Regions from separate parts of the Homo sapiens genome. Here regions 1, 3, 4, 5, 6 and 7 are each linked to region 2. A link is a loop called in an ENCODE intact Hi-C map of the cell type or tissue named here. Cell type or tissue: IMR-90. All regions are shown on one strand. Region 1 has its middle 150 kb from the start of LINC00670. Region 2 has its middle 170 kb from the start of MIR744. Region 3 overlaps ELAC2 (elaC ribonuclease Z 2). Region 4 overlaps MYOCD (myocardin). Region 5 has its middle 3.9 kb from the start of LINC00670. Region 6 has its middle 99 kb from the start of MIR744. Region 7 has its middle 130 kb from the start of LINC00670.

What was found. Peaks named below come from ENCODE experiments on the same cell type or tissue, not always from the same donor. Only the 100,000 strongest peaks of a DNase experiment are listed, where the experiment ranks them.
Region 1: a loop joins it to region 2, with 5 times the contacts of the local background. A loop is called at or near these places in 5 of 110 quality-filtered maps.
Region 3: it touches region 2 in a loop (12-fold over the local background); 57 of 110 quality-filtered maps call a loop at or near these places.
Region 4: a loop joins it to region 2, with 6 times the contacts of the local background. A loop is called at or near these places in 37 of 110 quality-filtered maps.
Region 5: a loop joins it to region 2, with 5 times the contacts of the local background. A loop is called at or near these places in 31 of 110 quality-filtered maps.
Region 6: it touches region 2 in a loop (8-fold over the local background); 13 of 110 quality-filtered maps call a loop at or near these places.
Region 7: a loop joins it to region 2, with 2.9 times the contacts of the local background. A loop is called at or near these places in 4 of 110 quality-filtered maps.

What each region holds. Positions count from the first base shown.
Region 1 is chr17:12,400,957-12,404,956 of GRCh38, reverse strand. No RefSeq gene overlaps it. Among named protein-coding and RNA genes, the nearest start is that of LINC00670, 150 kb to the left of the region's middle. In IMR-90, no CTCF peak of the experiment used is centred here; a DNase peak (open chromatin) is centred at 1,806; H3K27ac peaks cover 270 bases.
Region 2 is chr17:12,254,879-12,258,878 of GRCh38, reverse strand. No RefSeq gene overlaps it. Among named protein-coding and RNA genes, the nearest start is that of MIR744, 170 kb to the right of the region's middle. In IMR-90, a CTCF peak has its summit at 2,304 (motif pointing left); a DNase peak (open chromatin) is centred at 2,288; H3K27ac peaks cover 196 bases.
Region 3 is chr17:13,000,913-13,004,912 of GRCh38, reverse strand. It overlaps ELAC2 (elaC ribonuclease Z 2), which reads left to right. Exons shown (of 24, transcript NM_018127.7): 12 at 1,339-1,434; 13 at 2,334-2,472; 14 at 2,554-2,639. Among named protein-coding and RNA genes, the nearest start is that of ELAC2, 15 kb to the left of the region's middle. In IMR-90, a CTCF peak has its summit at 1,627 (motif pointing right); a DNase peak (open chromatin) is centred at 1,652.
Region 4 is chr17:12,740,069-12,744,068 of GRCh38, reverse strand. All of the region lies in intron 7 of MYOCD (myocardin), which reads right to left. Among named protein-coding and RNA genes, the nearest start is that of MYOCD-AS1, 36 kb to the right of the region's middle. In IMR-90, a CTCF peak has its summit at 1,619 (motif pointing right); a DNase peak (open chromatin) is centred at 1,678; H3K27ac peaks cover 465 bases.
Region 5 is chr17:12,544,054-12,548,053 of GRCh38, reverse strand. No RefSeq gene overlaps it. Among named protein-coding and RNA genes, the nearest start is that of LINC00670, 3.9 kb to the left of the region's middle. RefSeq lists a silencer at 1,828-2,122. In IMR-90, a CTCF peak has its summit at 1,958 (motif pointing left); a DNase peak (open chromatin) is centred at 1,953.
Region 6 is chr17:12,178,419-12,182,418 of GRCh38, reverse strand. No RefSeq gene overlaps it. Among named protein-coding and RNA genes, the nearest start is that of MIR744, 99 kb to the right of the region's middle. In IMR-90, a CTCF peak has its summit at 1,548 (motif pointing left); a DNase peak (open chromatin) is centred at 1,538.
Region 7 is chr17:12,413,666-12,417,665 of GRCh38, reverse strand. No RefSeq gene overlaps it. Among named protein-coding and RNA genes, the nearest start is that of LINC00670, 130 kb to the left of the region's middle. In IMR-90, no CTCF peak of the experiment used is centred here; a DNase peak (open chromatin) is centred at 2,435.

The DNA.
Region 1 (4,000 bases), 150 kb before region 2:
CCATCTCAAAAAAAAAAAAAAAATGAAGCAAGTTGAAAGTGCACTGGAGGATAGGGATATGGCTGAATATATGTATTGCATAATGCCTCAATGAGTGTCCTCAGCTGAACACTCAAAACTTGCCTTCCCACAGTCCTCTCACTCATGGTCTACACCCTCCAACACTGGCTTTCTTTATGCTTTCTGAACAAACCACATGATTTCTCTTCTCCAAGGATGTGCTCACATTATTCTCCCTTTCTAGAATAGTTTCCTTTGGGCCACTTCTAACTATAGAACTTCTACCCTAACTTCAAGACCAATCGCAAATTCGTCTTCCCCTATGATGACCCTGCTCTTACCCTGGGTGAGGTTTTCTAGCTACCTCCCCAGGTTACAGGTGAGGAAACTGTGGAGTGGCAGAGCCAAAATCCAATTTTCAGCCTCTGTATTGGTAACTATGAGTTTCAAACATTGCCAGGGTAAAGCAGTATAAGCCAAGGACTAAGTGAATGTTGAGGACCACAGTGCTTAAAGGTGTCTTGGGGATGAGGAAATTGGGGGTTAATGAAAGCGAGATGGGGAGTGGGCAATTGGAGATGCCAAGGTGGGAAGGCAGGCAAGGGCACCTACATCCTAGGAGAAATGGGAAATACAGTGCTGCCTTATAAGTAGCTGAGCAAATACACCCAAACCCCTTTCCCACCTCATACTTCATCTGCTGCAAATTTTAGGTTGATGCAAAAGTGATTGTGTTTAAAACCAATAGCAAAAACCGCAATTACTTTTGCACCAGCCTAACCAGAACCCTGCCGGGGTATGTGGCTTCCTGCTCCTGAGTTTAAGACAGTTGGGTGCCAACTGTAAAAGACTGTAGGAGAAAGGGGTGGAAACTAGTCAGAGCTCCAACATCTGCGGTCATCGGTTGTTGGCAAGGAGGTTTGCTGAGATTTAAAGACCTCAGCCTGTGACCTCTCTCTCATTTCTCATGACCAGGTGGTGCAGTACAGGATCCCCAACCCCTCTGATACGATTATCTGCCTACATTTTAGGCCTTTACAGCCTATTATTCCAGTTTCTTTGTCCAGAACCTTCTCTGGGCATCCAACGAGAGCATCTTAAATTCAGGAGCAAGAAGCCACATTCCCCAGCAGTAGTTCTGCTATAGTGTGTGTTTGCAGCTGGTGGGAGTGTGGGGGGAGTTTGGGGTTATACTGTTTTAAAATCAAGATTACCTAGTTAAGATTGTAAACCACTCAACAGCAGAAACTATATCTTAAATGTTTGTATAACTTTAGCTCCCAAGCCCATTCCCTGAACATAGAAGGTGCTCAATAAATGTCTTTTTGCAATGAAGAAAGAATTGTTGAAAGAAAAGATTGTTCGTATGCTAGGTATCCCATGAACTTAGACAAGGAAAAAATCTACCTTTGAAACATAGGAGGGAGATGAATCAAGAGAAGGATGTAAAAAGACAGACAAATGGAGAATTTGTGCGTGAAATTCTTTTTAGCCTGCTCTGAAGAACCTGCCCACACTTTGTCCATTGACTCGAATGGTATGTTCTGGCCTGTGGGAAGTTGTTACATGGAAAAATTCCAAGATCCTCTCAGTAGTAACTCGCTCTGGAGCCCCTTTTTCCAAACCAAATTCCAAGGTAGAAGAGTATTTCCAACAGATCCCTGGGAATGGAGATTCATCCTAGGCTTTCTCAGAGATGTGTTAGGTCTGATCAAATGTCCTCCCTCCCCTTCCCTGAGTGCCAGTCTGGTGGTTGAGATGCTTGTTTGCTCTGGCCTCTTGGGAGGTCCCTCATACCTCCTTGGTGATCTAATCATTAGTCCCTGAATCCTCATGTATTTATGTGAGTCACCATCTGGGCAAGATAAGTAATTTCTCTGGAATATAGAAGCAACCCCACCAATAATACAAATTAAACACAGGAAATGTATTTGTTCGCTAGTGTTCAGTAGAAAACTAAATATAAGCTAGAGAATCATAGGAGAGTAGATGCTCCTATTTGTTGAAAATCATAGAAAATATTTTGGTCAAGACTTTAACAGAAATGACTGAACATGCAAAAGTTAATTTTACAGAAAAATTATAAAAATTATGTAAACAATCATACTGCCAATGTACTTCATATTTTCCACAACTGAAATTATGACAAGCTTCCCCTAATTCTAAATCTATGTCTCTATGTATTCAAGTATTCTTTTATATCCTTCAGTAAATTGGTATATATTGTATTATTTTTATTACGGTTTTTTGGTTACTTGTGTGAATAGGATGTTTTCTCTGTTACCTTTTCAAATTATAATTGTTTTATTATAATGGAGTTGAGTTTTTTAATATTTATTTTATAATTGACCGTATTACTGTAGTTTCTTATCAATTCTAATATTTTAAGTGTATCTCTGATTCCTTACATTTTTATAGTCAAGCATATTTATTATTATTACCATAATTATATTAACTAAGAAACTGAGTTCAGAGAGTTTGAGTGTTTTTCCAACATAAACTTTAAAAAATGATAGAATATGGAACAGTTTTTACATCATAGAAATTATCTGTTCCTTGAAAGTTTGAAAGAATGCTTCTATAAGAGTGTCTAGAATTGGATCCTCTATTGTTGGTAATAGCTTGACTTTTTTCCATTTTTCCCTTGACTAAATATTTATTTCAAGTTTTCTACTTCAGTAAACTTTTCTAATTTATATTTGTCTAAAGTTTTCAAATTTAATAGCTTTGCGTGCGCCTTATCATTTTTTAGTATTTCATCTACTTCATATCTGTGATTATATTACTTTCTAATGCCTAAATGTATGTTTTTGAGTGATCTCTATTTTTTCATTAGACAAGCTAAATATTTTACTATTTTATTACTGTATTATTTGTAAATCCTAATTCACTAATTTTCATTTTTATATTATTCAATATATTATTTTATTTTCCTATTTCATTTTCCTTATTTCGTGATTTATTTTTTGTTTTCTTTCCTTTTTTTCTAATTTCTTGAATTAGTACAGTTTATTTTGATTTCACTTTAGTCATTAAAATACCTAAGATTATGAGTTAACTTTGAACAGTGCTTTCTTAGCTATTTCTCATAAGCTTTAATTTATAGTGTTCATATTCTCATTGATTTCTAAATATAATTTAATTGAAGGGCTGATGTTTTCTTTTCTTCCAAGACATACTTAAGACACTGCATTAAAATTTTCAGATGACGGATTACTTTATTATTATGTTTTGGTTACTTATTTCTAGTAGCATTCCTTAATAATCAGAATTCATGTGCCATACAATTTCTGTTTAATAGATGGCATGCCTATTAAATCCACCTTATTTTGATTTTTTTTTTGTTTTTTTTGAGATGGAGTGTTGCTCTGTCACCCAGGCTGGAGTGCAGTGGAGCGATCTCGGCTCACTGCAACCTCCACCTCCTGGGTTCACGCCATTCTCCTGCCTCAGCCTCCCTAGTAGCTGGGACTACAGGTGCCCGCCACCACGCCCAGCTAATTTTTTTTTTTTTTTTTTTTTTTTGTATTTTTAGTAGAGACGGGGTTTCACCGTGTTAGCCAGGATGGTCTCGATATCCTGACCTTGGGCCACCCGCCTCAGCCTCCCAAAGTGCTGGGATTACAGGTGTAACCCACTGTGCCGGGCCTAAATCCACCTTACTAATTGTATCATTTAAATTCTAAATCCTTTCTCCTTTTGTTTATCCTGTTTAATAATGACTAAGAGAAATACTTAATGTCACAAAAGTTCCTGTGTTCTAGCAATTATTCCTGCAATTTGCAAGTTTTTGATTTATCTATTTCAATGGTGTTTGGAAGGTGCAAATATTTATGATTTATATTTTCTTTATAAGCTTCACTAAAAACAAGAAATATTTGCCCCATATATTTCTTGCCTTGAATTCTACTTTAACATCACAATGTCTTGGTTTATAGTTGCATCATTTATTTTAGTGCAGTTATATATGTTGTAGATAGCACTCAGCTTTATCCAGGTG
Region 2 (4,000 bases):
AAGCTGGACTTTCTAAGACAGATGGACTTGTTTCCCTTGAGCTAGTAAGTCCTTTCTGACAATATTATCTCCATCCCCTGAAGTAAAATTGCATCATTAACCAACGTAGCAGAGAGTACTGATTAGAGATGGGCTGTGGAGTCATGAGTTCAAGCCCTGACTCTGTCATTTAGCAGCCTGTTCGTCTCTCTAAGACTCCATTTCCTCACCCATAAAACAAAGAGTTAAGGAAAAACTCATTGTGATGGTTGAATGAGACAGTGTATGGAAAGCACTTGGCACGTAATAAACAGTTATTCCACATTAACCATTAAGTTTATTCTTATTTGGTGCCTGCATATGCAAGGAATGTCACCATAGACTCTGACTAAGAAAATCTCAAATGGTTTAGTTTCTAGGAGCCAGGCAGGTAGATAAAATCAAGATACTGATCAAGGAAACACCTCAACACTCCAGAGAGGTGGACATAATTATTTACTGTGGCTCTGACAATATAATTTATAGTATGCAAAAATGGTAGCTTCTTGAATTATCCCTGACAACATCAGAAGGTAGTCAAACAAACAGACTCACGGTGCTGCCCCCATTCAGGGGTACTAGTCTCAGAATAGAGCATGCGCAGTGATATCCTATCCGAATGGCATCTCTGGGACTTGTGCAGTGTGGCTGGCGTGCCAACAAACATTTGCTCGCCTCCTCCCGTGGCCCATCTGTCCTCCAAAGTTTGATCACCTTGGGAAAACCAAGGCTGGATCAGAAACAATGATTTGAGTCCCAGTTTCACAGCTGGCTGGCTGTCTGAGCTTAACCAGGTTATTTAACTTCCCTGAGCCTCGTGCTATTTATCTTTACAACAGAGATTATCACAATTGTCACATACAGGTGTTGGGAGGATTAAGTGAACTCACTATGTAATAGGACCCATAAGAGTCTGGTAATCACACCGCTGGTTCTGTAAGAGTAGCACTTTGTGTTGTTTGTTATTTCATTTGTCAGTGCAAGAGCTATTAGCCAGAAGGATTCTGGACTAATGGTGCTAAATGATGCTGAACTCAAAGCAGGTCTTGCAGCTGATACGATATGGCCTTAGTAAATGTTCTCCTTACAAGACGCCAACTTTCCCCACATGAAGGTGCCCTCTTAATTATAAATAAATTACAAGATGTAAATCATTATAATAGAATTACAAAATGTGTTATAATATATTTAAATTATAATATATAATTATAAATAAATTTTGATTATCAATAAAGTTTTGTGCAATCAGATTCCTCTAAGCATCAAATATATAGTCATGTTCTTTCCCTAGTTTGTCTTAAGTCATTTGAACAAAGAAGACAAGCCTCTCGGTAACCCTGCAGTGCTTAATGACTGCCACTCCCAGTGTTCCCACGACACTCAAGCTTCCCAACTTTAGCTCTGAAATTAGGTTGGCAGATAAAGGCACCATTAAGCAGCTCCTTTTACCTCTGCAGTAGCAAAAATCTTACATAAAAGGAGACACCAAGAATATGCACTCTGCCCAAGGACGAGTCCCCAGCAACCTAGTTCCTCATCCAAGAGAAGCTTCTTGATTCTGCAGGTCCCTGATCTTGCTGCTGCTGCTTCTCTCCACCACTCCCCTCAAATGCAAAACACGGCTTCATCTTTTCTGGTTACAACCTGAGTGACATGACCTAGCATGTGCAAGGACAAATGCGAGTTTAGAAAATGTGACTCGTATCCAGACCCAGCTTCCAAAATCACCTTTGCTTCCTCCCACAGACTATCAAACTGCCCCTGCTGACAACACTCCCACAGCTGGTGCTTCCTGGGTTTGTGGGCTTTGATTTTTCCAGAATGTTCCTTGTTACTTTCAGAATCATATTTGCACTACTTTCTGGAGGAGTAGAAAATGTACATAGAACTCTTCCTTCTGCACAGATTTTGGAAATCACAGTGAGGGGTTAAACCTGTGTAGCCATATGCGAACACCTTATCTTAAACATTTAAAACATCCTTCATAAAACGTTGCCAGTGGTTAATTTTCTGGCAATTCTCCATAAGATTTACATCTCTATTCTATATCCATAAGTACAAGATAATTAAGACATATTCAACAGGAGAATAGTGACATACCCGAAGATATTAATTTTAGGAAGTATTTAAGTATTATGGTATTGTACTAGAATCTCTGTCACTAAAATAGAATCTAGATGTGAGTTGTTACAGACTGTCACTTTGTAACTTCTGGTTTGTAATTTTAGCACTTATCAGGGTCTAGTAGTCACTTAGACAGTCTTGTAATTGGGGTACACTGCCACCCAGTGGCAGTAAATGCCATGCTCACATTGAAATAAAAATTCGTGCCTCAGATTCATGGGCCAATTATTCAACAAATATGTAAACCAGGGATTGTCTACTTTTGAATAGCAAAAATTTGTCTCTTTTTTTAAATGACTGAAAATTATAAACATTTTAAGAAAATTTAAATCAATTCCAGAAGGGAAGAAATATGTGCGCTAACCAGTATCATTTAACTCTATGCAATTATTGAGCACCTACTACTGGTTTTCAGAAAAGGCCCCAAAGATAAGCAAGAGCATAGTCTCTGAACTAAAATTACAAACCTGAACATCAGTAATTAATTAGTCACGCACACAAATAACTGATTCACAGCTCAGCAAACATTTCCAAGCATGCCAGCCTCTGTGTGTAAGAATGTAAGAAGGCCTATAAAAAAGGTACTTAGAAAATGCTATGAGAACATAGAGAAATATGAGATTTACTCAGGCTGTGAAATTCAAGGAAGGATTCTCTGAGAAGACAAAAATTTGTGCATGGCTTAGAGAAACTGGTTAGCTTTTGACAACGAAATATGGTAAAGAAGGGCATTCTAGACAGACAAATAATACCAGCAAGGCACAGAGGTCGAAAGCATTGTGAAGAAGGTGAATAGTCTGGTTTGTCCTAACATGGGAGAGGTAAGCCTTGAAAGACAAGCTGGAGTGGGAATGCGAAGATCCTTGAATGCATGTGAGCACAATGGATTGTCCACCATATGCAATGGGGAAGGCTTTCCAGTGGAGAAACTGTATCTCACAGCTGTGTGCCAGCAAGAACAATCAGCTGAAAGCAGGGAAGATAGAGGAGACTGAGTTTGGTTGTTTGGATGGCACATGACAGGAGCTCATTCTCACTTTATACCAGGACCCCGAACATTTGCAGAGTTTTACTTTTGTGGGTATTGTAAGGTATGTGGAGGGGCAAGAAGAGAAGGCAAGGGAGAGAGGAAGGAAGGGTGGGATAAAAGCGGAAGGTTTGATGACAGCCTTCAGCTGTCAGCTGCCCAGTTATGTGCACTGCCAGGCAATAGCTGGAGCTCCAACCTGTTCCAACTATTTGGAGGTAGAACTTGGAGGTGGAATTCCTCAAAATTGATTTCTGGAGGATACTGAACTCTGAACACACACCAACACATTTAAAAACGACTTCTTCAAATGGATTTTGAAGAAATAGCAATAGATGTGCCATCTGAGGGATGACAGTTTTTAAAAATAGAGAATGCCCCAAACAATAGGGATGAAATCTTTGTGTGGGGCAAAGACACCAGTCAGCAGTTGGGTACGTCCCCATCACAATTCCCATGTGTGCAGCAGAATCTATGATCAGAAGCTCAATCAAAAGCCCGAAAAACCAACCTCTTTTCCTGGGAGTCCACCAGTGGGAGAACTTAAGCGAGGCTGTTTTAGAAACAAAAGGAATTAGAAACCAAAAGACCCTGCTTCGATCTCCTTTAGCATCATCTCACGATGGATGAGACCTGCTGAAACCCGGCAGGACCATGTCAGACTAGGAAACATGACACGCAAAGAGCATTTGTCTTGCAGGAATTCCACCAGATTCTTGGCTAAAGAAAGTGAAAGGGGGCTGGGTGCAGTGTCTCACGCCTGTAATCCCAACACTTGGGGAGGCCGAGGTGGGTGGATCACCTGAGGTCAAGAGTTCAAGACCAGCCTGG
Region 3 (4,000 bases), 750 kb before region 2:
GAGCTGTGTTTCTGGGAAGACCACTATCTGGGTTTACAGTTCAGAGGCCGGCACTCCTGCCTTAAGTCACTGTTGGTAGTTGGTGGGCTCCGGTGTACACAGCCTCAAAGTGAAATTAGAAAAGATTGAAAACTAGAAACAACTGAGGACTAGAAATTCAACTAGAACTCTTACAGCTCTTATACCAGAAGAAATTCTAGAACTTTTTTGAATTCTAACTAATGCCCCAGATTATCATTTGGATTATTTTGAACTGAATTAATTTTCTTCCATTACCTGCATTGAAACAAATGAGGTGGGTCAGAGTGTGTGAGACTGTCGTGGTCAAGAGTCCGTGTTATGGGATGGACTCACAGCTGGGGAATGTCTTTTGGGCTAACTGCCACTCTGTTGTTGTCCTCTATCGAAGTTAACCAGTTTTGCGGTTCAGCTTTCATTCCAGATGGAATCATCTTTGACCCACCTATCTGAGTTTGAATCTTTTCCCCCACTCTTAATGGTTTACCTGTATTTTTCCTGTTCCTAGTTTGTATCTATCTGTATTTTTTCACTTGTTTTTTTCTACTTACCACAACAAATCCTTTTGGGCTGCTGTACCCCTTCCGAGTCAGAGCGTTAGGAGTTGTTTCATGGTCTGCTTTATTCTCTGTGGGTGAATTTGGATGCGCTGGTAGCCCCGGCTTTGTATTTTAATCCAGTTTTGGGCAGCAAAACCTCTTCAATGAATCAGGTGTCATTTGAGAGCCATGTGTGGATGTGTGATGATGCTGGGATAGATAAAAATAGCTACTGTGTATATTTCTTTTTAAAGGGAACTGGAGGGAAACACATCAGCATGTTAGTAAGTGGTCTGTTGTCCAGGTGGTGAAATTTCAGATGATTTTCATTTCTCGTGCCTGTGTCTCAGGTCCTCTGGAAGGCAGACACCAGGGTGGCATTGGAGGTGCAGGAGGTTTATTCGAGGAAATTTGACTGTGAGAGAGGAAGGAGAGAGGGAGCAGGAGGAGGCAGGGAGAGCCTGGGTCTGGCTTTGCAGGTTGGACCCGTATGAGTGGAGAGGGTAGGAAGGAAGTGCAGTGCTGAGAAAGGATCAGCCAGGCCTACTGGAAAGCCCAGAGCAGAGCTTGCCAGATACAGGAATCCCACGTCCATTGGAAATGGCCCAGCACCGGGGTCTGCCGTGAGCAGCCTGCTGTGAGAGCATGGCCTGGGCGTGGAGGCTGTCAGCTCACTGCAGTGCTGCAGAGGGCCGCACGATACCCCTCCCTGGCTGCGTGGTCCCTGTCTTGGTGTGTCCTGAGTCTGCATCACTTTGTAAAGCCCCACTCTTCTGCCCAGGTACCAAGGAAAGGCAGATGCCCCCGTGGCCTTGGTGGTTCACATGGCCCCAGCATCTGTGCTTGTGGACAGCAGGTACCAGCAGTGGATGGAGAGGTATGGAGCCCAGCCCAGCGGCACTTGGGGTAACTCTTCTGGGCAGTGGTGGATTCCCCTTTCCTCCCCTCGTGCTCTTTCCAGCGCTACCTACCCTTCTGCACCTGCCTAAACTTTCTGTGGGATTCCTGCCTTCCCAGAATTCTAGGCTTCCCAGATCTGTGCTACACTCGTGAAGAAAATGCACCGCTAGGTGGCGCAGTGTCCACACGATTCCATTTATTTTACACCCTCCACACTCTTCAGGGTGTCTGAACAAATACTGCCGTTTGGTTGAGGATTCCATAAGTGAATTCCAAAGAAGAGATTGCAGCTATAAAATGATAGCTTCCATTTACTGAATGCCCACTTTGTGGGAGGCAGTGTGTGAAATACCCTTCATTTCACTTCATTTCCTCTAGGGTCGTCGCCAGCAGCCCTGGGAGGTAGATGTTTAGTCACTGGAAGGCATCTTTTTCCTCGGGGCATCGCTGGCCAGGGCCAGGTGGAGGAGTATGAGTTGAGCTCGGGTGCGGGGTGACCTTGGGCTGCTTTTTGGCCCCTGCCCGTATCTCCCCACATGGCCCGTTTACCTGCCCCTCACTCCATGGCCTGCTCTCCTGCTGTCTCTTTCATTCCTCAGGGTTTGGGTCCCCTATTTGTATGCCCTGGACATCTTCTTTTTCTTGTTTTTCCTCTCACTCTTCCCAGCACACCTGAAAGGCAGCTGAGCTAGGGAACACCGGGCTTTGAGACAGCAGGAGTGGGACCATGTTTGGCCATGTAGTAACACTGCTTGGGGCAAGTCACTGAACTGTTTGAACACCTCATCCTCATTACCACTCCTGAGCTCAGCACCACTCCTCAGGGGGAGCTGCCTCCTAACAGACGCTGCAAATGCCGGGTCTGTTTCTTCACAGGTTTGGGCCTGACACCCAGCACTTGGTCCTGAATGAGAACTGTGCCTCAGTTCACAACCTTCGCAGCCACAAGATTCAAACCCAGCTCAACCTCATCCACCCGGACATCTTCCCCCTGCTCACCAGTTTCCGCTGTAAGGTAGTGTCTCAGACCGGCCCCTTGTCGGCCCAGCTCTCGTCCCCTCTCTTTCTCTCCATGAATGTGTTTTGTCTCTTTCAGAAGGAGGGCCCCACCCTCAGTGTGCCCATGGTTCAGGGTGAATGCCTCCTCAAGTACCAGCTCCGTCCCAGGAGGGAGTGGCAGAGGTCTGTGCCATCTTGAACTAATGGAATCGTCTCAGTCGAGTTGGGAAACATTTCTGTAAATAGCCACATAGTAAATGTTCCAGGAGGCTCTCCAGACCATATGGTCTCTGTTGTAACTATTCAACTCCGCTTTGAGCACAAAAGAAACACGGACAATAAGCTAATGAATGGGCTTGGCTGTGTGCCAGCGTGAATTTATTTAGAAAAGCAGCCTACTCCAGGCTGGGTTGAGGTGGGCGGATTGGGGCCAGTAGTTCTCCTTTTCCAAAATTGCCTTGCATGGGAATAGCAGTGATAGAGCTCGTGTGTTTCACAGTATAGAAAATAGGAAATGTGTGATGAACAAAGTCACCCATAATCCTGTTGCCCAGAGATAATGATTGATAACATTTTGTGTTTCTTGATTTGTGTATGTGGGTTTATATTGTCAGTCTTTTCCTGTATCACTAAACAGTCTTAAGTAACAAGATTTTTATTGGTATTCCAAATAGGGATGTTTACTCATTTGGGATGTTTCCAATTTTTTGTTGTTTTTAATGAATGAAACAATAAATGTCTTATATATAAATCTTTGATGGGAACTCTGTTCCCTTCAAGTCATTCCTAAATGTGGGATTACTGGCCCAGAGTGTGAGACTTGTTAAGGTACTTGATAAATGTAAGATGCCATCTTGAAAGCCTCTTCCAGTACAATCCAACCAGGAAAGTGAACAGCCTTACTGCCCCACATCTTTATTTTAATTAATTAATTTATTTATTTTATTTATTTATTTATTTTTTTGAGACGGAGTTTCACTCTTGTTGCCCAGGCTGGAGTGCAATGGCGTGATCTCAGCTCACTGCAACCTCCGCCTCCCGGGTTCAAGCATTTCTCCTGCCCCAGCCTCCCGAATAGCTGGAATTACAGGCGCCTGCTACCACGCCCGGCTAATTTTTTGTAATTTTAGCAGAGACGGGTTTCACCATGTTGGCAGGCTGGTCTCGAACTCCTGACCTCAGGTGATCCACCCACCTCAGCCTCCCAAAGTGTTGGGATTACAGGCGTGAGCCGTGCCCGGCCTGTTTTAATTTTTAAGGATCTGAACCTTGATTTTAAGTTTCCTGCCCACTCCACAGTATTTGTATTAGAATAGAGCATGTGCTGGATTATGACTGGATGCTGTGTGCTGTTGAGGTTGGGTAGTTGGGGCCCTTTAAGAGACTATACTAGCAAGACTCGGGCCCACAGGCAACATCACGGGGTTGAAGAACCTGGTGTCCCTTTGTTGGCATCTGCGCAGGCTCTTAACACACAGCAGCGATACACAGCCCTAGCCGACATTCAGATTTACCTTGTGCTTGTGAAAAATATTGCACAGGGC
Region 4 (4,000 bases), 490 kb before region 2:
TATAATATAGCAAAGGCATGATGTACAAAGAGCTCCTAGGACACTAACGTTGCTAATGAACAAATCCATTGCAAATGTATCACACTGGAAGGACACTCCTTAGACAGGGAATGTTGAATCTTAGAAGCAGCTCCAGAGTTTTTCCTTTCTGGAGTACAGCAAAATGTAATCCTGTGTTTCAATGAGTGCATTCTCCTAACCTAAAACCAACTGATGACCTAACAAAGGTTGCATTCTGATCTTGAGACTACTTGTAGAAAGTTCTTTCATGGCTGGGAGCGATGGCTCACACCTGTAATGCCAATGCCAACACTTTGGGAGGCCGAGGCGGGTGGATCACCTGAAGTCATGAGTTCGAGACTAGCCTGACCAACACGGTGAAACCCCTTCTCTACAAAAAATACAAAAAGTAGCCAGGTGTGGTGTCAGGCGCCTGTAATCCCAGCTACTCGGGAAACTGAGGCAGGAGAATTGCTTGAACCCAGGAGGCAGAGGTTGCAGTGAGCCGAGATCACGCCATTGCACTCCAGCCTGGGCAACAAGAGCGAAACTCCATCTCAAAAAAAAAAAAAAAAAAAAAAAGAACTTTCATATGCATATGTGCAGTCACTTTTAGTTAAACACTTAATAAGTCGACTTATTAATGACATAAACTAAGATAAAACTAAGATTTTCTTTGAAAATCTAGAATGTGGTTATTTGTTGCTTTGAGCTGAAAGTAAGATAAACCTTGCCTATCTGCCTGCTGAACACCCTCTCGCCTGCCTGCCAAATACCGATGAAAGATCAGGAAGTAACACCTTTTGAAATAAGGACACTTTACTTATTATGGGAAGGGTTATCCACCTAACTGGAACACTTCCCAGAGTTGGAACCCAAAGCATGTATTGCATGATTTGGACACACTGAATCAGGAAGTTAAGGGTATAGTCTTGGAAGATAAGACAAATTTTTGAAAGTGGTACAATTACTTAACTTTAATACATCTCAGTTTCCTCACCTGCAAGTTGGAGAAAATATTCTTTACTTTTTCTCTCACTAATCAATATAAAGACTATAAAAGATAATATTGAAATAATAACAGGTAGTCAATGAACAGGTAATTATGTCTATAACCTGCTCCTGAAATAAAAGACCTTTGTATATTAGGAAGGAATGGGTCCATCCTGTTATCAGGTTAAAAAAAAGTAATTTTCAGGCCGGGCGCGGTGGCTCATGCCTGTAATCCCAGCACTTTGGGAGGCGGAGGTGGGCGCATCACTTGAGGTCAGGAGTTCGAGACCAGCCTGGCCAACATGGTGAAACCCTGTCTCTGGTAAAAATACAAAAAATTAGCTGGGCTTGGTGGTAGATGCCTGTAGTCTCAGCTTCTCGGGAGGGTGAGGCAGTAGAATAGCTTGAACCCAGGAGGTGGAGGTTGCAGTAAGCCGAGATTGCGCCACTACACTCCAGCCTGGGTGATAGAGCGAGACTCCGCCTCAAAAAAAAAAAATAATTTTCAAACCCTGACTTTATTACAGAAGGTTGAAATGAAGAACACGGATGTCATGACCACGAGTGAGCTAGGATTTGGGGGAACATTGGAAGGAAAGTGTGTTTCCACCGGTGTCCAGAAGAGGGGGCTCCTGAACAGCTGGCAAGCATATTCTGACTTGGCAGGTTCCCCACTTCAACCACAAACTACACATCTGAATGTGACCTTATCCAAAGGAGCTTACAACTCACTTGGACTCAGCGCAATGCACCCCCAAAGGCTCTTTTGTTTTCCAAAGAGACTTCTTCCTGGCGACTAATGAATAATGAACACAAGTAGTTGGGTGTGTTTGGTGGCTCCGTTTCTCTCTGCTTACTAATCGATTAGCATTCTAGTTAGTTAATCAGTCTTCTGTCCTTGGAGAGTTTCTGCAGGGCTCCCGAAACCAGCTCTGCCCTGGCCTGCTCCAGACCAGCTGCTGTTGTCGCCTCATTCTGAGGCTTGCCTTGTCTGGGGAGGATGGGAGCTGCAGCCCTGGCAGGGTCCCGCAGCTAAGTCGGAGGTCCAGGAGCTTTTTTTCTCTATGTTGCCTTAGCACATTCCAGAAGATACTGAAATCGGACCATTTACTCTGGATAGTCTGGGGTAAAGGCTACTATTACTATTCTCTTTTTGAGCCCAGGGGACACTAAGGTTTTTGTGTTTGTTGACCAAGCAGAAGAAATGATGGCTCTTCTACAAACAACCAGCCTGCCGGGACCAGCTGGGTGTCTGTAAGAATCGCCTTTTTCACAGAAAGCGATCTGTTCATCTCCTGGGCTTCTATCATACTTTCTACTACAGTGAGGTTGAAGGCTTTGCTAATTTTTTTTTTTTTTATATATATATACAGAGTCTCGCTCTGTCGACCAGGCTAGAGTGCAGTGACTGCGATCTCGGCTCACTGCCACCACCCCCTCCTGGGTTCAAGCGATTATCCTGCCTCAGCCTCCTGAGTAGCTGGGATTACAGGCACACGCCACCACGTCCGGCTAATTTTTGTATTTTTTGGTAGAGACGGGGTTTCACCATATTGGCCAGGCTGGTCTCGAACTCCTGACCTCAGGTGATCTGCCCGCCTCGGCCTCCCAAAGTGCTGGGATTACAGGCGTGAGCCACCATGCTCCACTGCTAACTTAAATTATGCAAAATTTAAATACTGTGATAGAAATATGAATAACATTTCTTTTTATACTCAGCTTTAGAAATAACGGGACTCATCTCCTCCTCCTTCCCCTGCAATGAACAAAATGCATTGATAGTCACATAATTTCCGACCTGTTGAGCTGAGTGAATTGTCAGCTGGGTTTAAGCTCTTGTGGTTTGGTGGGGGAGCCTTATTGGCAAACTGAAGTGTCTATCATCCATTAGACCATAAAACTGTTACTATATCATTGATTTTTACTTCAATTTACAATCTTTTTTAAGTCCCGTAAGAGTCATTTTAACATTCATTAAGTGGTGGCACTCGAGCTGAGAAAACGTGTTCCCAAATCAGTTGGAAGTTATTTGGGTATAGGCCAGGCACGGTGGCTTACGCCTGTAATCCCAGCACTCTGGGAGGCTGAGGCAGGTGGATTACCTGAGGTCAGGAGTTCAAGATCAGCCTGACCAACATGGAGAAACCCCGTCTTTACTAAAAATACAAAATTTGCCAGGCATGGTGGTGTGCACCTATACTCCCAGCTACTGGGGAGGCTGAGGCAGGAGAATCACTTGAACCTGGGAGGCGGAGGTTGCGACGAGCTGAGATCACGCCACTGCACTCCAGCCTGGGCAACAAGAGTGAAACTCCATCTCAAAAGAAAAAAAAAAGGAACACAAAGGGAAGTTATTTGGGATAAAACATTATAAAGAAGGCCACATGATTACCAGGCAATTAACTGAAGAGAGAGCAGCCTGTGTACTGTGAGATGCGATGCTGGTGTTTATAGAAGCACGAGTCGCAAGTGCAAAGATATGGACCCAACCGAAGTGCCCATCAACCAACAAGTGGATAAAGAAAATGTGGTACATATACAACATGGAATGCTACTCAGCCATAAAAAGGAATGAAATAATGTCTTTTGCAGCCACTTGGATGGAGCTGCAGGCCATTATTCTAAGTGAAGTAACTCAGGAATGGAAAACCAAGTATCATGTGTTCTCACTTATAAGTGGGAACTAAGCTATGAGGATGCAGAGGCGTAAGAATTATGTAATGGAATTTGGGGATTGGGGGAAGATTGGGAGTGGGGTGAGGGATAAAAGATTCCGTATTGTGTACAGTGTACACTGCTCAGGTGACGGGTGCACTACAATCTCCGAAATCGCCACTAAAGGGCCGGGCGCAGTGGCTCACGCCTGTAATCCCAGCACTTTGGAAGGCCAAGGCAGGTGGATCATGAGGTCAGGAGATGAAGACCATCCTGGCTAACACAGTGAAACCCCATCTCTATGAAAAACACAAAAAATTAGCCGGGCATGGTGGCGGGAGCCTGTAGTCCC
Region 5 (4,000 bases), 290 kb before region 2:
AGGCCAGCCATAAAAATCTCCACTTGTGTAATAAACTGTTGTACGATCTACTGCTTATGAACAAGGTCCCTGACTGAAAATGTGCAACCTTTCTGCACGTTAAACACAAAACAGATGGAGGTTTGAAAATAACTTTCTTCTTCACGGGAGGGAAAAGTTAAAGGAGGGAGAGTAAAACTCATGGTCAGAGGCCTAACTTCCCAAGCCAGGGGCTGAACTCTCCATCCAGGTTGACAGGGACAGCCGCATTCTTTCAAGGATACTGCCTACCGTCAGGGACCTGGGAAGTAGGAGGACGGTTAGGCTTTAGGAAAATGGTGCGTACAATCATGGATAGTGAGGCCGGCTGAGCTGCTACTTACTAGCTGGATAAATGAGCCAAGTCACTAATTTCTTTGAATCTGTTGTTTAAGCCTCATGTGTAAAATGGTGATAACCTAGAGCTCTAGACCCCAAGCACACTGGGGAATGGAGTAGCTGAAAATGTAAATACTCTCCTCGTTACTATTGTTTTCAATTTTCTTTTGTTTATTTGCTGGTTTTACGTGTGTAAAAAAACCAAATTACATATTCCTGGGACAGAAGAAATGGCGAAGCCAATCATTTGTAAACGATGTAGGAATGCATGCAGGTATGCAGAAATTAATATATGTCTATTTATTTGCTTATAGTTTGTCCTGTTTTCACAGAAGGAAATTGAGGTAGTTAACAAGGATACTCATTTATCATGTACTGGTTAATAGTATATAATTTTATTTGTGGAAATGACAGAGTTTGGTCATTAAAGGAAATTGAAACTTCATCTCAGAATAATAAAAGCACTGCCTTCCATTTGTGGGATGCTCCTGAGAGCAGTAAACATGCTCCCCCTATTGTAAAGTATAGATATTAAAGTCTTTATAAAATGTCCTGACATCTACAGGAGGTTTTCTTCAAAAAAGAGAATCATGTGAAGCGCTGAATGAGATATCTTCTTCACTTTTTTTATTTTTATTTTTATTTTTATTTTGAAACAGAGTCTAGCTCTTGTTGCCCAGGCTGGAGTGCAATGGCACAGTCTCGGCTCACTGCAACCTCCACCTCTCGAGTTCAAGTGATTCTCCTGCCTCAGCCTCCTGAGTAGCTGGGATTACAGGCACACGCCACCACGCCCAGCTAATTGGTGTATTTTTAGTAGAGATGGGGTTTCACCATGTTGGCCAGGTTGGTCTTGAACTCCTGAGCTCAGATGATCTGCTTGCCTCGGCCTTCCAAAGTGCTGGGATTACAGGTGTGAGCCCCCGCACCTGGCCTGAATGAGAAATCTTCTAAAGGAGTAAGATGCCACAAGAATGGGGTGGGAAGACTGGACTTTTAACTGGTTTTGTCAGTCAGGATACAGTGAGAGAAAGAGAAACGATATCGGGAATTTCGAACACGCAGGATTTAATACAAGAATGATTCCTCAGGTGTTGGTAGACTGGAAGCACAAAAGGAATACTGAGGAAGTTTGGTTATTCAGTTTCCTTTAATAACCAAACAGTCATTTCCACAAATAAAATTATATGCTATTAAGCAGTATATGATAAATGACTATCCTTATAAACTACCTCAATTTCCTTCTCTGAAAACAGGGCAAACTTTAAGAAAATAAATAGGCATATATTAATTTGTACATACATGCATGCATCCCTACATCATTTATAAATTATTGGCCCTGTCATTTCTTCTGTCCCAGGAATTAGATATGAAATTTGCTACTACCCCTGAGCTGACGCAACAAAAGAAAAAAGATGCAAGTTGTTGAGGCAATGGTGCTCAGATCTCTGAGGAAGGGGCATAGCCACTGCTGATGGCGGCTCTACAGGACATAGAAGGTTCTGGAAGCTCCAGAAAAGCCCAGTTCCAGGCAGCTGCCTCTCTCTGAGCAACACTAAATTCGAAAAGTAGGAGTCCATTCTCTCTCTAGCACCACCTATTGGCAGAACGTAAGAAGTCAGCAGATGAGGGCGTAGGCTGCAGAAGGATGGGTATGGAGCTGAGAGGCAAGAGGGCATGACTGGTGCACGGGGGCGGGTGTTAGCTGGAGACACTCATGGAGTAGGATGGCGGGCAACATCCATGAAAAATAACTGAGACAGATGCAAAAGGAAAATAAGCTCTATGGCCACATTTTCCCAGAAGCGAGAAAGAAGCAAGTGAGAAACCAATTGAATGCTATTGCAAAACGGACCGCACTGATGCCCAAAGAAAGCTCATTCTCCCCTAACAAACTCTTCCACAATTGTTTAGTGAGTGGGAGAAAATTAGCGAAGATAACAGAGCTACTTAAGTGGTAGTGATTCTTTTCCACAATTCACATATTTACCCAATAGTCCCAGGTGTTTTACTCTGCTCTGCGTAGCTGCCAGCCAGAGCACTGCAGCCAGTGACTGGACTTTATTTGCATTTAACACTTTTTTTTTAAACAAAGTCTATTAATTTATTTAATCCTCCTGCAGGGCTACTCATCCATAAAAATATGATGTATTCAAAAATATGTCTACTTCTCTGGTGTGTGCAAAAGGGAAACAAGCCAGATTTAAAAAGCTACATATTGTATTATTTCATTCATATGATGTTCTGGAAAAGGCAAAGCTATAGAATGGAAAATCCTGTATCAGTAATTGTCAAGGAATGGAAAACCCTATATCAGTAATTGTCAGGGCTTGGGGAAGGAGGAGTAGTTGATTACAAAGAGGCTGCAGAAGGGAATTTTTAGGGTGATAGAACCATTATGTGTGGCAAAGTAGGAGAGGATTAATGACTGTGCACTTGTCGAGATCCATAAAACTTTATAGCACAAAATGTGAATTTCAATGTATGCAAAGTAAAAAAATAAATAATAAAGCCACAGGATGTTAGGGGACCCCAGAAAAGAATGTAGAATGTGACAGAAGAATCTAACTGTGTTACAATGTACGACACAACCTCACTGCAGGATATGGGTGAGGGAGGGAAGGATTGAACTAAGTAACTTTGGAAAACAGCATTTTGACTGAAAACTTGAAGGCTAAACACAAAAGCAGCTGTACCTATACAATGTATTCTAGTTGGTAATGTTGTTTCTCCTGGGATTACTGGCTAACAATTCCAGAACTGTGTTCCATGCATAGCAGGTTTGACAAGTAAATAAGTAAATGGATGGTGGAGGACAGTAGCCAGTTTTCTTGCTGTTCAAGAGGAAAGTTATAGAAAAGCAAAGGTAGGAAGCTAGGATGAAACAGTTTGTCCTAGATGAGAGACATCAGCATGAAGTCAGGTTTAGGTTTATATATATGTAATACATACATATAGAACTCCTTATGGTACATGTGTATACTCAGGCAGTTCTTAGGTCTAGAAGCCTAGAAGCAGTAACACCTGTGTAACAATAAGCCTGCCAAGTACCCTGATCTCAGTTACTATTCTCCAATCAAGAAATCAGGGCTCCTTGGGGAAATGGCTGGTTCCAGGACTGGTGCAACAAGCATACAAAAATGAGCCTGGAGTATCCTGTAGGGTGAGAAAGTAAGAAAATGCTCAAAAATCAAACTGATGGGGGGCATGCATGTCAAAGGGACTTACAAGCCAACCTGAAAGAGCTCCCAATGGCTGAAGCTGGAACAAGCTGAGCAACAAAATAAATAATGTAGCATTTTATTATAAAAATAAAAATAAAGACAAGTCTTCCCTTACAGAAGAATAACATATAATTTTTTTTTTTTTTTGTGACAGAGTTTTGCTCTTGTTGCCCAGGCTAGAGTGCAATTGCACAATCTCGGCTCACCGCAACCTCCGCCTCCTGAGTTCAAGCAATTCTCCTGCCTCAGCCTCCTGAGTAGCTGAGATTACAGGCATGTGCCACCACGCCCAGCTAATTTTGTATTTTTAGTAGAGACAGGGTTTCTCCATTTTGGTCAGGCTGGTCTCGAACTCCCGAACTCAGGTGATCCACCCTCCTCAGCCTCCCAAAGTGTTGGGATTACAGGTGTGAGCCACC
Region 6 (4,000 bases), 76 kb after region 2:
TATTAAAGCCTCTACCTAGTCATATTATTATGTTGGAGATTAGGATTTTAATATCTGAATTTGGAGGACACACAAACATTCAGACCATAGCAGATGCCATTGCAGGCTTTTGAGCAGGAGGCTGCCTGATACTATTAAGATTTTTTTTTTCTTTTTGAGACAGAGTCTCTTGATGGCTTATTAGAATTCTTTTTGTGTGTGTGACAGGGTCTCACTCTTTTGCCCAGGCTGGAGTACAGTGGGGAGATCTCGGCTCACTGCAACCTCCACCTTCCAGGTTCAAGCGATTCTCCTTGCCTCAGCTTCCCAAGTAGCTGGGATTACAGGCGCCTGCCACCACACCTGACTAATTTTTTTTTTTTTTTTTTTTTGTATTTTTAGTAGAGACAGGGTTTCACTATGTTGGCCAGGCTGGTCTCGAACTCCTGACTTTGTGATCCGCCCACCTCAGCCTCCCAAAGTGCTGGAATTACTACAGGCATGAGCCACCGTGCCCGGCCCTATTAAGATTTTTAACAGCGTCACTCTGCCACTGTGCAGGGAAGACAAGGTTAGATCAGGAGAGACCAGTTAAGAGGCTGTTGCAGTAACCATCGTAAGATGGTGGTGGGAGCGGTGGAGGCAGCAAGAAGTGGGTGGATCCTGGATTCATTCTGAATCGAGAGCCAAATGTTTGATGCTGAATGTAATGTGGAGTAGGAGAGAAAGCAGAGGTTTAGGGAAACACAAAGGTTTTGGCTGAGTAAACGGATAACAGAGTTGCCATTACCTGAAATGGGAAAATCTGTTGCAGGAGCAAGTACCAGAGAAGATAGGAACTTGGCTTTAAATATCGAGAACATGAGATGTCTCATAGGCTTCCAAGTGGAAATGTTGCATAAGAAGTTAGATAAATAAGCTAGAAGTTCAGGGGAGAGATCCAGATTGCCAATATAAATTTGAGAATTTTTCTCTTACAGGTGCCACTGAAAGCTTTGAAATCGAATGTGATCATCAACCGAGTATGTACGTGTGCGTGTGTGTGTGTGTCCTTATTTCAACGTGTAAGTAAGTTTCTTAAAAACAATGCCTGTTTGCCTGTGTTTCATAAGAACTCTATATACAACAAGGCAACAAATGTCATGATATGTATTACCCGTGTCTGTTACCCTGCTACTTGTTAAGCACAGGCCTCAACAAAATAAAAAAGCACAACACAAGTTCATCAGCAGAGAATTTGAGAACGGCAGGATTATTTTAAATTCTACACAGACACACAGCAAACCAAGTCTAGCTGTGCTTGGAAGCTAGTAGGCATTTAACTACACTTGATTTTTATTCAGTAATTTGTCAATGAATTGGGAAAGATGGTCTCTAGCCTTCACACGACCAGTTATTTGTATGACTATGAACAAATCATTTCTCCTCTCTGAACCTTTGTTTCTTTGTATGTAAAAGTAAGCGAGTGGAATTAGATAACCCTTAACTCTCCCTCTCTTAATAGTCAGCAACAAAAATCTTTTCTAAAATAAACCTTTCCTGAAACCTGCTCGTTTTACAGCTGTATGGCTCCCCCAAGTGGCCAATGAGATGAATGTAACTGAAATGAATGCCTTGTGTTTTATGCAGTGGTTATTAATAATTGAGTTCATTTATTGATCGTTCATCACGTGTCAGACACTGTAGTAAGCATTTCGGGTGCATTTTCTCATTAAATTCTCACCAGAACACTATAAGACAGTTACTGTGTGTATATCCTCATCTGTAAGAAATTGAGACATAGGATTCCACATAGCAACAGGAAATGACGATCCGGGATTGAAACCTAGGCAGTCTAAATCCAGAATGTAAACTCTTAACAACTATGCTCTCCAGTATAAGTCACTGTTCAGGGGTAAGAATGGATGAACATCCAAGGCTGGAGAAGCTTTTGGGGTATTGGCCCTTGACTTGGAGAGGTTATGAATGGCTACCTGCCTGTGGAGAGACTTGGCTGGCTGTCTTCTCACTTCCTGACGTCAGAAAGGATTTCAGAAGCCAATCGAGGTCCCCTTGAAAAGCCACTGCTATCCATGCTGTCCAGGCCCCCAGTGCTATAGGAAAGAAGGCAGGCTTCTAAAATCCATCAGGACTGGAAGAAGTATCTTCTACTCAGGCAGTTTCCTTAGATCAACGTCTTCAATAGCACAGTTAGAAACTGAATAGAAATTGACTTGCCTTGCTTTGCTTGTTTGCCTTCAGGTAGTTTAGGGGAGGCTTTTGGTTTTAAGATTTAGTAAAGTCGTATGTTTACTGCGGCACTATTCACAAAGACTTGGAACCAACCCAAATGCCAACAATGATAGACTGGATTAAGAAAATGTGGCACATATACACCATGGAATACTATGCAGCCATAAAAAATGATGAGTTCATGTCCTTTGTAGGGACATGGATGAAGCTGGAAACCATCATTCTCAGCAAACTATCACAAGGACAAAAAAACAAACACCACATGTTCTCACTCATAGGTGGGAATTGAACAATGAGAACACACGGACACAGGAAGGGGAACATCACACACCAGGGACTGTTGTGGGGTGGGGGAGGGGGAGGGATAGCATTAGGAGATATACCTAATGCTAAATGACGAGTTAATGGGTGCAGCACACCAACATGGCACATGTATACATATGTAACAAACCTGCATGTTGTGCACATGTACCCTAAAACTTAAAGTATAATAATAATAAAATTTTAAAAAAAAGATTTAGTTAAGTGACCAAGATAAGCAACTAACAATTAGCTGAGCCTGTGGAATCCAGGTTTTCTGGACCCGTATCCCATTCTTTTTCCTCTTTCACCTGCAATTTTAAAAACAATTTTTAACTTCAGTAAAATTTACCCTTTCCGCTGTACATTTCTATGAGATTTGACAAAGCATAGCCATTTCTTCAACTTTTGACTTCTTTCCCCAATCCACCCACTATAGTTAACTTTTCAGCACCCTCAGGGAGTGTGGCCTCTTGTATTCTGCCTGGAGTTTTTAGTTGTTGTTAATGGGAGAGATAGTTGAGGTGGGCTTACTGCATCTCTGCCAGCCCCGGAGCCCTCTAGATAGTTTTAACATTTTGGAAAGAACAATCTGTTTGTATAGTAGTTGGGCTTAGTATGTAAGGAAGAGAGAACTTTCCTTACTGGCTGGGGAGCAGGTCATGGATTGGTCCATGAAGGGGTCCCAAGGAGAAGGAAACAGGAACCCGAGCCAGGTAGCCCCGGGGCTCAGACGGAACCTTCAGGGATGCTCAGATCTAAGGCCTTCAGCAAAGGTTGCCTGGGCAGTTGAAGGAATTTCACTCTATGCCTCCAGGCCTGAAGTCTGTCCGTTTCTCTTCCTACACGAATGGGCTTTCCTTTCTATGAACATTCTCTACCGTGTAGCTTCTGCTCACAAATGGCTTCTGTTCCCTTGGAATTTGACTTATGTGTGACTTATACATCATGCTTCCCCTCCTCAGGGGCTCCGTAATTCTGTTTTCTTTCAGCCTCAGTTCCCACCGTCACCTGCTTATCTCAATATTTCCCAGTTCAAATTATTGACAAAGAATAAATAATTTGTCCACTCATCGTTTTCCATCAGCCCTGTCATAGCCTCGCCTATGGCTCAATTAATTCTCCATGGTCCAATAAGTTATAACCAGCCGGAGAGGGTAGAAGGTATTGTCACCTGTTACTCTGTGGCGGCCTGAGGTTGTTCCTGTCATCGCCCTATCTAGAATAATTAGAACTGCCAAGGTTCTTCCTCTACTATTTTTGTTGTTGTTGTTGTTCTCTAACAGCTTTTTTCTCATAATTTTTTATTGTGGTAAAATACGCATATCATGAAATTCACATATATTTAAGTGTACAGTTCAGTGATATTAAATACACAGGCGAGGCCGGGTGTGGTGGCTCACTCCTGTAATCCCAGCACTTTGGGAGGCTGAAGTGGGAGGATGGCTTGAGCCCAGGAGTTTGAGACTAGCCTGAGCGACATAGGGAG
Region 7 (4,000 bases), 160 kb before region 2:
TGTATTTCAAATATGTTGTTTATTGCATGTCAATTATACCTCCATAAAGCCATTTTTTAAATCCTTCAAAAGTTTAACATTGCTTTTAGAATAAAACTCAAAGTGTCCTCATGGCTCTACATGACCAAGTGCCTACTAATTTTCAAGCTAATCTTCTACCACTCACAAATGGCCCAGAAAAACTGCTGATCAAATGTGCAAAGCTATTTCCTGCCCCAGGTCCTTTGCACTTGCTTCTCTCGCTGCATGGTGTGCTCATTCTCCAGCACCTTATTTAGTTGGCTCTGTCATATTTTCCAAGTCACAGTTCAAATACCAGGTCTTAGAGACCTTTTCTAATCCTTTATATGTTAAATAGATCCCTCCCAGATACTCTTGTCTGCTATTGCCTTATTTATCACTTTTACAGTACTTACACATTCTTTATCTTTTTAGTCCTTTGTTTGCTTGTTTATTCTTTATTTCCCCCAGGAGAATGTAAGCTCCTGGAGGGCAGAAATCCACTCTGTCTCATTCATGCCTCTACCCCTAGGAACCAGCACAGTGTCTGGCATAAAGTACATTCTCAACACATACTTACTTACGAATTAGGGAATGAGAGCAATGAACTGGGAAGAAATTGAAAGAGAATTCATGGAAAAAGTGACATGGAAGCCCAGCTTGGGAAGAATTGATATTAGGAAGGCATAGGGTGAATAGGTGGCCCTTGGCATTGACAGATGCAGGTTCATTCCAGCTTGAGCCTTATAATTATGCAATTCTGGATGAGATATTTTAAATCATCTGTTTCCCTATTTATAAAATAGGGCTGCAAGTAACTATTTTAGAGGGTTACTGTGAGAAACGAATGATGTATATGTAAAGATATGTGTTGCAGTGCCTGGAGTGTGGTAGCGACTCAACAAATGAGTTCTATTTTCTTTCCCAATTTCAGCCAGAAAAACATCAAGGGGAAAATCATGTTTACAAGAAAGGGCATGAAATATGTTATGCACTAAATGTTTGTGTCTTCTCTAAATTCATTTAGTTCCTAACTCCCAGTGCAATGGTATTTGGAGGTGGGGCTTTGGGAAGTGGTTCCATCATGTGGGTCAAACCCTCATGAATGGAGCTAACGTCCTTGTAAAAGAGGACTGAGGGCTGAATGCGGTGGCTCATGCCTGTAATCCCAGCCCTTTGGGAGGTTGAGGTGGGTGGATCACCTGAGGTCAGGAGTTTGAGACCAGCTTAGCCAACATGGCAAAACCCCGTCTCTATTAAAAATACAGAAAAATTAGCCAGGTGTGTTGGTGGGTACCTGTAATCCCAGCTACTTGGGAAGCTGAGGCAAGAGAATTGCTTGGATCTGGGAGGTGGAGGTTTCAGTGAGCCGAGATCATGCCATTGCACTCCAGCCTGGGCAGCAGAGTGAGACTCTATCTCCAAAAAAAAAAAAAGGAGGACTTAGGGAGCTCATTGTCCCCTTCCACCATGTGAGGACACAGTGAGAAGACAGTGGGTCATCTGTGAACAAGGAAGCAGGTCCTCACCAGACACCAAATCACCTGCAGCCTCAATCCTGGACTCCTCAGCCTTCAGAACCGTGGGAAAGAAATGTTTGCTGTTTAAGTTACCCAGTCTATGATACTTTTGTTATAGCAGCTAGAATAGGCTAAGACAACATATTTGGAGGATCATGAGAAAGTTGAAAAATTTAGGATTATAGCTGAGAGAAATGGAAGTCAAAACTGGAAATGCCCCCAAAGCACCAAGCCATTCTGGACTTCAATCTGTGGATCACAGGAAACCATGAAGAATGGGGTGAGGTAGGGAAGAATTAGGCTGGGGTGATCTCAATTATAAGAGTAACTCTAGTAGCTGTGTGACTAAGAAAGTAAAAGGAGGTGAAGCCTGAGGGAGATTGGAAGCAGAGAGAAGAGTCAGAATGATTTCAGTTGTCTAGATTTTAGAGTGATGAAGGGGAGAGCTATAAATTCTGACTAACATCCTAGAACCTCCCCGCCACATGTCTTCTACCTTAGCCATCACCACCTACCTCTCTTAGCATTTCCCAAATAACTCTCAGCATCAAAGCTGAAACTGTGAATTAGGACAGAAAGCTTTTTACCACTGGTAGAAGACAAAATCAAAATAGCAGACCAGGAAAACATTTGAATGGCCAGGAACTTTTGATGTAATTTTTCATACCCAGAGGTTACTGATGACAGCCATGGAGAACTTCCATTCTCTGATTAAGGAGTAAGAGAAAAGAGTGAAATGTTTAAAATCCCCAAGACTACCAAGACACAAAACAAGAGAGTTGGCAGCAGAGACCCAAGGAGTCAAGCCTAGTAAAGAACAAGTGGATAAACTGGTTAATAAAGGACTTAGCATCGGAACATAGAAACCATGGGGTTGAAGGTTGTGAGTCAGGCTTTCCTAGCAACCCTGTTAAACAGGGACATTCCATAACAATGGACTCAACAGAGCGCTGACTAGTAGACCTGGAGGTGGGGTTTCACTATTCAGGAGCAGAGATAGAGAAGCCCTCTTGACAAATAAATACAAATAAGACTTTGCTGGAATTTACTCCCAATAGAACTACTGGGGAGACTGAAATTTTTAAGTTTGAGTTCACGAGACTTGCCCATCAGGGGCTGTGTACGTCTTTCAAGGTGGCATTAGTATTTCTGACCAGCCACCACCAGGAGATCGTTGAACTTACTTGTGCAAGAGCATCAAAAGTGCAGTTTGATAAGAACACCAATGGCCTGGAGGCTGATTTAGTAGGTCTGGAATAGAGCCTGACATCTGAATTTTAAATAAGTCCCTCAGGTTATATTTGATGTACTGCCAGGTTTGAGGACCGCTGATATAGATCATGGCTTTGTCCAAACAGAGAGATTTTACACAGGCATAGAAAACCAAGTGTTAGAGAGTCTAGCCTGATTTTTCTTTACATTTGTAAGGAGAAACATCATACTTAATGCCTGTCTTGCATATATAACTTTAAATATTTGTAGTGACATCGTTTAAATGAAGATCATTAAAAACCTAGGTATACTAAAATCATTGAAGAATTCTTCTTACTTTTCCTTAACTCTTAAAAAATGTGTTATGTGATGCTAGAGTGGAAGTTTTGATTGTGGAACTTGGAGGAGATAGAAAAGATACCCAGGAATGTTCCAGGGGGAGCATTTCCAAAGCTCTTCTCCAAAGAAATGGAAAAATATTTCCTGAGAAAGAAATGTCTTTCTGTTGAAGTTCATTGCCCACCAAGAGGGCACCTGTGGGTGGCGCTTCCTTCTAAACACAAGCCTAGTGAGAGAGGGCGAAATGGTTAACTTTTCGCAGCATGCTTTTCAATTCCAACCACCTCCTCTCCAGAAACCTCAAACTCAGGGCCAACATTCCCCTCTCCTAACCATCCCAGGGCCAGGTCCCAGACATCTGGGGATGGCCCCTACGCCCCAGAGTCCACTGAAATTATTCAAACCACGAAATCCTAAACCTGCTCACCCTACCTAGCCCATTTCCCGACGGAAACCACAAGAAAGGCAGGCTCCTGCCCATATGCCCCCCTGTCCCTCTGCCTCCTGACCAGCCTCAAACCTCCTGACCGGGTTTAAGATGTACTTCCTGTAGGTAGGCAGCACCACGGCCCAGAATCACACAGGGAAAGGCAAAGCGGCGAGTGGCAGCAGTGGCGAGGTCAACATCTAGAAGTGACTGGGCTTCTCCCCAAAGGAAAGGGATCACCTATAGGTCTTAAATAAGAATGCTGTCCTAGAAAAAAATCATGGCACTTGCAGCAACTTGGAGGGAATTGGAGACAATTATTCTAAGTGAAGTACTCTGGAATGGAAAACCAAACATCGTATGTTCTCACTCACAAGTAGGAGCTAAGCTATGGGGATGCAAAGGCATAAGAATGATACAGTGGACTTTGGGTACTTGAGGGCAAGAGTGGGAGGCGGGTGAGGGATAAAAGATTACACTTTGGGTAAAGTGTACCCTGCTC